3 separate regions of the Homo sapiens genome follow, and all the other regions are linked to region 2. A link is a contact called in ENCODE Hi-C or POLR2A ChIA-PET data. All regions are on one chromosome and are shown on one strand. The core of a region is the stretch at or near the end of the contact, and the rest is flanking DNA. Distances in the headings are between cores, read along the strand shown. Region 1 holds the start of ZBTB46 (zinc finger and BTB domain containing 46). Region 2 holds the start of HELZ2 (helicase with zinc finger 2). Region 3 holds the start of PRPF6 (pre-mRNA processing factor 6).

What was found. Hi-C counts contacts between places; a loop is a spot of excess contacts on that map. ChIA-PET counts read pairs that join two places held with the same protein, here RNA polymerase II (POLR2A). Pooled maps may share reads with other maps.
Region 1: a pooled map shows a loop between it and region 2 (2.2-fold over the local background). The contact joins the promoter of ZBTB46 here to the promoter of HELZ2 in region 2. A Hi-C loop is called at or near these places in 2 of 50 pooled maps. POLR2A ChIA-PET finds 5 or more read pairs at or near these places in 2 of 52 experiments (A549 and AG04450).
Region 3: POLR2A ChIA-PET joins it to region 2 with 17 read pairs in PC-9. The contact joins the promoter of PRPF6 here to the promoter of HELZ2 in region 2. A Hi-C loop is called at or near these places in 7 of 168 maps with a recorded cell type or tissue (CD4-positive, alpha-beta T cell, CD8-positive, alpha-beta T cell, Caco-2 and 4 more), 4 of 37 single-sample maps with no recorded cell type and 12 of 50 pooled maps. POLR2A ChIA-PET finds 5 or more read pairs at or near these places in 5 of 52 experiments (BJ, PC-9, activated B cell and 2 more).

The regions. Positions count from the first base shown.
Region 1 is chr20:63,829,470-63,832,773 of GRCh38, forward strand. It overlaps ZBTB46 (zinc finger and BTB domain containing 46), which reads right to left and starts at 1,795. Exons shown (of 5, transcript NM_001369741.1): 1 at 1,628-1,795. RefSeq lists an enhancer at 1-230 and a silencer at 1,813-1,952.
Region 2 is chr20:63,572,783-63,575,917 of GRCh38, forward strand. HELZ2 (helicase with zinc finger 2) reads right to left here and starts at 1,457. Exons shown (of 20, transcript NM_001037335.2): 1 at 1,402-1,457; 2 at 1-439. RefSeq lists silencers at 802-861, 1,502-1,781, 2,891-3,076 and an enhancer at 1,566-2,293.
Region 3 is chr20:63,979,127-63,982,649 of GRCh38, forward strand. It overlaps PRPF6 (pre-mRNA processing factor 6), which reads left to right and starts at 2,006. Exons shown (of 21, transcript NM_012469.4): 1 at 2,006-2,190. The coding sequence starts at 2,120. SAMD10 (sterile alpha motif domain containing 10) reads right to left here and starts at 516. Exons shown (of 5, transcript NM_080621.5): 1 at 251-516. The coding sequence starts at 341. RefSeq lists enhancers at 1-465, 1,061-1,120 and silencers at 311-630, 2,191-2,300.

The DNA.
Region 1 (3,304 bases), core at 545-3,044, 260 kb after region 2:
GGAGAAATCTGACAGTAACTCCCCAGCCCTCTTCCTTCAGTTACGGAGAAGATGTCTAGCTTTTTAGGGGACACAGTAAGTTCCCACCTAAATTTGCAGTAACTTGTGCCCAAGTACTCCCCTCACTCCTCAGTCCTTTCTGCAGTGGTAACCAGGCTGAGGTGCCCAAAAGTGCCAGTTGGAAACACGTAAAACACACCGAGCAGAAAGGTTCTACTCTGATAAATACTGTCGCTTGCTTCATTATTCATGTGAAAAACCCCTTCTATACATTTCCTTTTGATGAACAAACTATTTTCCACTCTTGTAGAGTGAAATAGTGCCTTGCAGAGGCAGCGTGAGTGCCAGCAGCAGAGATGTATCCAGTCTGTTACCCAAACGGGAAGTTAGCTCTGATAATAGAGCCAATATGAAAGATTCTACAATCGATACAATTAAAATGCCCGTGAGTTCTCGGCGCACAGGTGTCTGCGCCCAGGCCGCGCGCTAAACACGTTTCTAATTAGCATTTCTTTAAACAATGCTGATCACAATCTTGCCACCGTAATCCACTCCAAATGCATCGTTGAGATTGCAGCACGGAAAGCGAGAGAGGAAATTCGCTGCGAATCTCAAACTTTCTTTTGTTTATATTTCTTCGCTGTCAGAAAATATCCGTTCTTCGCCCCATCTGGTCTGTACCCTGGCTCCTCGGTCCAGCCCTATTGTGTGTGCTTCGTTAAACCTACAAACAGTGAATCTGTCAGCGGGGCCAGGGGAACCCCAACTAGCAGGAGCCCTCCCTCTGGCGCAGAGAATTCCCCGTTTGCCTTAGGGATTGAGTTGTCAGACACCGGCTCGCGCTCCCCCGCGAAACTGACATGTCTATTTACAGAGAAACAAAGACGCGGCTCGCAGCGGACCCCGCTTCCTCCGCGCGCCCCGTCCGCCCCGCGCGCCCCGAGCCCTCCGCGCCCCGAGCCGCCCCGCCCCGAGGCCCCTGCGCCCCGGTTCGGCCGGCGATTAAGATGGAGACCAGGCCGGCGCCCGGCGTCCGGGGAGACAATGACCCCCCGGCCTCAGGGCGCCGGGACCCGCCCGCGCCCACCTCCCGCAGTTCCGACTCTTGGCAAACTCGGCGCGGGCGGCTCCGGGTGCGGCTGGGCTGTGCCGGCGGGGGGCGCGGGCGGGGGGCGCCAAGACGCCCCCGGGCTGCCTCGGGGCCAGGCGTTGACGCAGCAGAAATTACCAGCTGGAAAATTCCCCTCTCGGAGGTGCCGGGGAGGGAGCGCGGCGGCGGCGGGAGGTGCCGGGGGCCGAGGGGCCGGGGCAGCCCAGCCGCCTCCGCGCTCAGCCCCGCGGGGAACCCGCGCCGCCCCCGCGCGCCCCGCCCCGCGCCGCCGGCCTGGGGGGCACCCGCGGGGGCCGGGCCGGGGTCTCCGCCGCCGCCCCCGGAGCCCGCGCCGCAGCTGGGAGCGCCGATGGCCCCCGGGAGGGCGCCCCCGCGGGGCGGGGCGTGGCGGGGCGGCCGGCGGCGGGGGCGCGCCCGGGCTCGCAGCGGCCCCGGCTCCCGGCTCCCGGCTCCGGGCCCGGCCCCCGCCGCGATGCGCCCGCCCGGCCGCGCGGACAATGAGCCGGCGCCGCTTACCTGTGACCCCATGGGGCGCGGGCGAGGGCGGGCGCCGCGGCCGCCGGGCCGGCGCCGGTGATCGCCGCCGCCGCCGGGAGGGCGCTGCGTCCGGGCGGGTCCGAGCTGCGCGCTCGCCGGGGCTGCTCGGTCCGTCCGTCCGTCCGTCGGTCCGTCAGGCCGGCGCGCGCCCCCGCGCCCGCTCCAACCCCGCGGCCCCCGCCGCCCGCGCGCGCGCGCCCCGCCCGCGGACCCTGACCCCGCCCCCCGGCGCGCGCCCGGCCGCCGCTGATTGGCCCGCGCCGCGCCCCGGCCGCGGCCACCGCCCCGGGCCCCGCCCACGCCGGCCCGGCCGCCGGCCCCGCCCCTCGCTCGGCTCCCGGCGCCGCGCCGCGGGGTCGCAGGGGGCCGCGCCGGGGGTCCGTTCTCCCCCCCGCGGGCAGCCGGACAGCGGAAGTGCGGGCTGGAGCTCGCTGGGCATTGTGGGAAGCCCCCTCCCCTGGGCTGGCGGGGGGCTGGGGCGGCGCGGCGCGGGGGTCCCCCTGGCCCCCGCTGCGCCCTTGCCCCGCGAGCGCGGAGCAGCCTGGAAACACCCCACGGGAGCGGCGACCCCGGCGAGGGCACCCGCTCCCTTCCCGGGCCGCGCACCGGGCGCTGCCCACGCGCAGGTTCCTCGGGGGCGCGCGGGTGCCCAGGTCACCGGCCGTCCCCGCGCCTGACGCGCGGTTGCACTGCGCGCGTCTCGCAAACTTGGCGACTCCCCCAGCCCGGCCGGGCATCAACGCGGGCCGCTCGCGGTGCGGAAAAGGCGCCCCCAAGGAAGGCCGCCCGGGGTGCGGGGTCTGGAAGGGCCTGGGCACCGCGCGCGCCTACCCTCGGGGGCCTCGGCGCACCCGGAGATCGGCGCACCTCGGGCGCAGGCCTCGTGGGGGTGCCCGCCAGTGGGGCTCGCTTTTGGCTGACTAGGGGCACCGGCGGCCGCGCGTGGGTCCCTCCCGTCGTGTTGTCTGCGGGGGACGAATGGCTCCGGGAGGGGGCGGGAACCAGCGGCCCGGGCCTCGCCCCAGCCCGTGTGCAGCCCCGATCCGAACGGCCTGGGACGCGTCTCCACCACTCGGCGCCCGGACTCTGCGCGTCGCTTCTCGCCTCCGCCGTCCTCAGCCCTCGGGCGGGTAGAGTGGGAAGCGCGGCCCCGCATTCCTGGCCGGCCTGCGCAGGGGTAAAGGCCACCTCGCTTCCTCTCCCCGGGCGCGGCGGGAAGGGAGGTGAGCCTGTGGCCGGCAGCCGCGCGAGGGAGTCGAGCCCGGCCCGGCCAACCAATGGGGAGGCGCCCGGGCCGTCCAGCCTGCCTCCCTGCGGGCCCAGCGCAGCGGATTCCTCGGGAGGTGGGAGGCGGCGGCCCTATGGGTGCTTTCAAATCTGGATGTGTGAGGCGCATTCAGGAGCGGCAGTGGGAGGCGGCTGAGGGCTCTCCATGAGTGAGCAAAGGCGAAGCGAGGTGTGGCTGCCGGGACCAACGCCTGGGACACTCCCTTACTGCCGTCGCGGGCGCCTGGAAATGGCTGTGCGGACACCCCGTTCCCATCCCCTCGCCAAGGTCGCCGGGATGGCACTGCGGCCCAGGAAGCCCCGTCGCCGGCCTACCTCGCGCGGCACCCTCTCGGTGGCACTGCCTGCTCTGGTCTGAAACTGTAGCCC
Region 2 (3,135 bases), core at 207-2,706:
TCCTCGCGACTGCGGGCAAAGGTGCACCGGTTTCGGTGGCGCCGGCAGCCGAGCCCAGGGCTGTAGTAGTGGCAGACTTGGTAGCACAGGGGCCTTGGGAAGGTGGGCCGGCAGCCCACCACGCGCCAGACCTTGCTCTTGGTGGCCTGCTTAAAGCGGGCCAGCAGGATCTCGCGGGAGCAGTCATGCTCCACCCTACGGAGGACGTAGGTGCTTTCATTGAGCCGCTGGGTGCAGCGGGAGCAGCCCAGACACAGGTCCACCAGGGCACACAGCCGGGCCAGGGACGGCCCTCTGGTGGCCGCGGGGCTGTTGGGCAGCAGGGTGGACCCTGGAGGCGCCACCTCGAACACCAGCTTGGCTCTCCAGGGAGGCGTCTGAGGCTCCTGAGCTCACGGGTCCACGCAGTCCACTGGAACTGTTGGCCACGGTTCGAAGCCTGCGACAGAAGGAGCAGGTGAGACTGAGGCCAGAGGACATCTGGTCCAGGCCCAGCTCAGAAGCACGGCCTCTCCACCAGGCAAGGAGCTGGGGATCTGCCTATCCTGATGCCCAAGCAGAGGCCTCTCCACCAAGCAAGGAGTTGGGACTCTCCCCACCCTGACGCCCAAGTGGAGGCCTTGGCAGTAGCTGTGTCCTGTCAGGGAGTACAGGGCTCACTGACCCGGACACAGCCAGACCCTCCCTCCTGAAGGGTCTCAGGCCCCACCTAGAAGGAGCCAAGGTGACTGCTTGTGGAGCCCTGGAGGGGGCAGAGCCCTTGGCACAGTGCCGCCCCCAGGAGGCCGCACCCCTCTGCCCCAGCCAGGGGTCCTGTGCACCCCAGGGCCTCAGGCTCCTGACTCTTCTAAGGACACAGCACCTCCTTTTCTATTGAATGACCACTGGCCCCCAGGAAAAGAGGACTCCACATCTGCACCTGGGGAGGGGCCTCACGGAGAGGAGGGTACAGTGCCCACCAGAGCTCAGGGTGCCAGGAAGAGATGGGTCCCCGGGTCCCCACCGCAGCTGGGATGCTACAAGAAGAGTAAGTTTAAAAGCAACAGACTGGAGGCAGACTTCAGTATGAGAACCCGGCACTCCCCGCGGACCCCTCTGAGAAAACATCCGAGTCTGCCATCCAGAAAGGACGGGAGCCGAGACCCCAAAATCCTGCGCTCCAGTGGGTGCAGAGACCACAGCGCTGGGTCTTGCTGCGGAGGGTGCTGGTCCTGGACGGGCTGCACTGCCCCGGGCTGGGTCTGTGGCTCCCGGGACTCCGCGCCCCCGGCTGCACTCACCCTCCCGGACCCCCCCCTCCGCCCCCGGCCCCGCCACCCTGGGACCCCCGCGCTCACCCTCCTGGAGCCGCCCCTGGACCCCCGCGCCCCCGCCCCTCCGCCCTGGGACCCCCGCGCTCACCCTCCTGGAGCTGCCTGCCCTGCCGAGCCTGCCCAGGAGCTCTCAGTTTCGATTCTGGCCCGGGCACTGACGCTGATCGCGGAAATTACCTCACCGCCCCCCGCCCCGCCCCGCCCTGCCCCGCCTCCAGCGACAGCTCGGCCCCCGCTGCGAGGGAACCTCGGGAAGCGCCAGCGAGCAGAGGACGCCCCTCCCTGAAGGGCCAGCGCCGTCGAAGGCGGAGGCGGCTGGGGGTGGGGGTCCTTTCCCGCACCCCTCCAGGGCCCCACGCCCCGTCCAGCCCTTCACACACCAGAGACGCCCCGATGATGTGCCAGGCGGAAGGGGTGAGACCCTGCCCGGCCCTGGACGGCAGGATGGTCTGGTGACTCCACCATCAGCCCCTGGAGAAATCCAGGCACAGCTGACCTGGAAGCCTGGGTCCCCTGACAGGCAGGACCTGCCCGTGGCCCTGGTGCTGCTGGGACCCCAAGTCCCTTCTGTCACCAACCAGGATATGGCAGGAATGGCTAAGTGGCCGCCGGGTCCCAGAGTCAGCACGCCTGGCTCTTGGCTCTCTGGACTGGCTCTGGGCCCTCAGCAGCCCTGTGGGGAGGCCCCATAGAGGAGCTGAGGCCTCCAGCCCACTTGCAGCTCGAGTCCCAGCCCCAGCCTTACTGCCATCTCAGGGAGACCCCAGGCCTAACCCTCCCACCTAGACCACGCCCAGCTGTTAGATGTCTATGTTTAAAATAAACGTCCCATTAGCCAGGGGTGGGGGCGGGCGCCTGTAGTCCCAGTTACTCGGGAGGCTGAGGCAGAAGCATTGCTTGAACCAAGGAAGTGGAGGTTGCAGTGCGCCAAGATTGCGCCACTGCACTCCAGCCTGGGCAACAGAGCAAGACTCCATCTCAAAACAAATAAATAAATAAAATAAACATCTGTGTTGTTTTAAGCCCCTGAGCTTTGGGGCGATCTGTTCTGCAGCAGTAGATAACGGACAGTGATGCTGCCCCTGAAACAAGGAAGCAAGGCTGCCACCCAAGGCCAGCACCTCGTGGGGAGGGCCAGGCTGGGGGCTCACAGCGACCTCGGGAGGTCGGCTGGGTGGGCCGTCAACCACCAGGGAGCCTCTCCGCAGACCAATCACGTTGGAGCTCCTGGGAGAGGGCAGGCCCTCGACAATAGCAGCCCCAGGGGCCGGGCGCTGAGCAGGGTCCATGTGCGTGGAACGCTGGGAGAATTTGTGTGGAACGCTGTGTTCCTGGATGGAGAGGCTCAACACCACACAAAGACGTGAGTTCCTCCTAAACTAACCTGCAGTCGCATGGTGGACACACTGACTTTCAAGTCCATTTGGAAAAGCATCACATCACCAAGAAAGGCTGGACAGGGCTTTTTTTTTTTTTGAGACTGAGTCTCCTTCCATTGCCCCGGCGGGAGTGCAGTGATGCAATCACAGTTCACTGCAGCCTCGACCTCTGGCTCAGACAGTCTTCCCCCCTCAGCCTCCTGAGTCGCTGGGACTACAGGCACACACCACCACAGTACAGGTGCACACCACCACAGTTAACTATTTTGGAGTTTTTTCTATGTTTTTCAGAGATGGGGTTTCTCAATGTTGCCCAGGCTGCTCTTGAACTCCTGGGCTCAAGCAAACCCCCCACCTCGGCCTCCTTGAGTGCCGGGATTAGATTACAGGCTTGAATCCCAACACCCAGCCCAGGATGATGACTAAAAAGGATTCCCAGCGGG
Region 3 (3,523 bases), core at 756-3,255, 410 kb after region 2:
GCCTGGACACAGGCGCCCCGGCTTGACACCCCCTCACCCCAAGCCAAGGGCGCGCTGACCCCCAAGGCCTGAGGCTGGCTGCCCCCTAAAGCAGGACAAAGGCTACGGGACCCCGTTGAGCCGAGACATCCGCCGAATACCCCCAGCCACCGCCGCTCGAAGCCCGCCGGGTCCCGCCCCGCCCCCGTGCCTCTGGGTCCCTGAGACCCCCGCCCGAGAAATCCCCGCTCCCCAATCCAGCCCCGCTCACCGTCCACATCCCGGCGCTCCCCGAAGCCCGCGCGCACGGCCCCGGCGCGGCCACGCGGGGGGCTCAGCTTGGACCTCAGCTCGGTGAACATGGGGCCCGCGGGTGCCAGGCCCGCGCACACGCCCCTCGCCGAGTGCAGGGCGGCCGGTGTGGCCGGCGGGGAACGCGCGCCGCCGCCCCGCCCCGCCCCAGCCGGCCCCGCGCCCGAGCCGGTCCCCGCGGCCCGCGAGTGTGCGCGACGAGGCACCTGCCGCCGAGCCCTGTGTGCCGGGCGCGCTCCGGGAGCTCCGAGGTGTGTCGGCGGCGCGCGGGCCTGCGTGCACCAAGGCTGTCCGCCAGGGCGAGGGGCGTCCGTGCGCCCCTGGGCACGGCTCCGCGGAGGAGAGTCCCCGTGAACCTGCCGGGCGTCCTCTGAGGTCGGGCCCCTCTGTGCGTGGGGGTGGGCTGAGGGGCATCTCACAGGGGTCTTCTACCTACCGGGGCCAGGACAAGGGGCAGGTCAACGCCTCCCACACACTTTCCTCGGTCTCCTACGTCTTTACTCGCCTTCAAATAGGCACCCGCTTCCCCGGAGAAACCAGCTTGACTCTTGCTTACCGCCCACCCCACTGTGAACATCAGGGTGGTTCTCCCTTCCCTCTGCAGCCCCAGAACCTGGCTCAGTGCCCGGGGGAGAGGGGGCGGTACAGTGCTCTGTAACTGAAAGGGGCTTGGCTTGCCTGGAGATGGGGCAGAGGGGAACTCCAAGGAGGCTGTAGCAGGCCGGAGCGGTGTGTTTGCTCCAGGACTCCAGTGAGAAGTGCTGAGATGGGGCTGGGCTAGGGAACTGTGGTTGCCTGGTGCAGCAGCAGGCCAGGCTTGCAACCAGCTATTCGGCTTGCTCTGCCCAGGAGCCTGGGTGCTCTCCCTGGGTGTATGTAGGGGCTCTGGAGGATGTCTTACAGCAGGAGGACCAGAGATGCACACAGACATGTAGAAATGCATGCACAGAGTACAGTCATGCACTTGCACCCAAAACACGAGCACACGTGACCTCTGTGCACACACCCCACTAATCACACACACAGAATTCACCCACATGCTTGACAGCCATGTTCATGTACTGACGTGTTCCCGACAGCTCAGCTGCGGTTATTTATTTCGTCAATTAGCTCTCCAGGAGCTAAGGATGTGGCCCTCACCAGAATGTCCAAGGCATGTTGGCGGGCGTGGGTGGGGTCTCTAGTCCCACTGGAGGGACAGATGCCTGAATGGGGGTTCAAGAATATGAGTGCTAAAAGCGTAGGGCAGCAGTGTGCGCACAGGACGCACACAGACAGGTGTGCCCATAACCAGTACACACAAGCTCTACACAACTGGACAGGGTACAGCTCTGCTCGGACAGGGCGCACCAGGGGCGAGGGCGGGCAGCTGGGCTGGTTCAGAGGGAGGGGGCCATGGGTTCAGAGGGAGGGGACCATGGGTCCCACTCTCACAGACAGGTCTCCGGACTGCATCAGAGCACTCGGGAAGCAGCAATGCCCCAGGCTGTTTTTAGCCCCCAGGGGCCAGTTAGGGTCCCAGTGCAAGCTCGACCTAGCTTCTTCCGCCTCTCCACGAGGAGGCGCTCCCGCGCACGCGCCTACCACGTTCCTGCCCCCTAGCCGCGGCCGGAAGTCGTCGAACCAGGACGTCGGGACTTCCGCCCAGGGAATCAAAAGTGGGCGGGGCGTGTGCGGACTGAGCGCTCTGCTTCCGGGGCGCGGGTGACGCGACGACGGCGACACTTTGCTACGGAGTGCATCGGACGTCGAAGCCTAGAGTCTCTGCGTCTTTCCCTCTTCCGCTGCCTCATTCCTTTCCTTCCTAGCCTTGGTCGTCGCCGCCACCATGAACAAGAAGAAGAAACCGTTCCTAGGGATGCCCGCGCCCCTCGGCTACGTGCCGGGGCTGGGCCGGGGGTGAGGCCTGGGGCGGCGCGCGAGGGGCGGGGACCCGGCTACAGGAGCGCAGTGCTTTGGGGCGTGTTTGGGGGCGGGGGTCTATGGCCGCGCAGTCTGAAAGACGCTTGGTGGATCGGCTTAATCCCTGCAGGAAGCAACGGGCTTTGGGGTCAGGACATACCTGTGTGTGCACCCTGCTTGCCGCCTAGATGTGACACATTGACTCTCAGCCCAGTGTTTTGGTCTGTAAGATGGGTAATGCTGTATACGGTCTGCAGTGAGGAGTAGAGGAATCTGACGTGTAGTGGAAACACGCGACCACCTTCCTCAGGTCGGGCTGACACTCCCCCCCCCCGCCCGCCCGCCCGCCCCGCCTTAAGCGTGCCTGGGTCCTCTATGCCTGCAACACAGATGACCACCGTGCGTTGCTGGATAAGTGAGCAGTCGTTATTATCCTATTTGGCTATTCATTTGATGAGGAACACTACTGGGTTTTTCTTGGTGGTGGTATTATATTGGAATCTGTGGGGCACACACAAGCTCACTAAGGAGGGTTTGCTATTACCATAAATAAGTACGTAAAGAGGACCAGATTTAGAACCCAGTGCTTAATGGAGAGTAGCATTGGAGCCAAGTTTAGTAAGAGAGCTGGACTTAGGGCTGTAGAAACGGTGACGATAGAAGAGAAACTGACATTCTGCGTGTGGGAGTTCAAAAAAAGTGAGGCAAGGAGGAAGCCCAGGGAACAGGAGGGAGTCCAGTGTGAGTGGAATGTACAGCGAATAGAATAGAGCTCAGGAGGTTGGAGGGGCCTTGAGCGTCAGGCTAGAGCTCCTGGAGACGTTAGAAAGATCATGACCCTTCAGAATTATTATTATTATTATTATTTTTTGAGACAAAGTCTTGTTCTGTCGCCCAAGCTGGAGTGCAATGGTGCGATCTCAGCTCCCTGCAATCTCTGCCCCCCGGGTTCAAGCAGTTCTCTGCCTCAGCCTCCTGAGTAGCTGGGATTATAGGTGCCCGCTACCACGCCCGGCTAATTTTTGTATTTTTAGTAGAGACAGGGTTTCACCATGTTGGCCAGGGGGGTCTTGAACTCCTGACCTCATGATCCACCCGCCTCCGTCTCCCAAAGTGCTGGGATTACAGGCGTGAGCCACCACGCCCGGCCCAGAATTTTTTACTCAGAGCTGTGTTTTGGGAAGAATCATCTGGCAGAGCATGGGTTGAAGTAGAGGAAGGCTAAAGGCAGGGAGAGGTAACTTGGTTTCCAGCTGTGATGGGAGTCATAGTCTGGGAAGGAGGGATTTTGAAAGTGGATTCATTAGTACTTGGGGACAGACAGGATGGG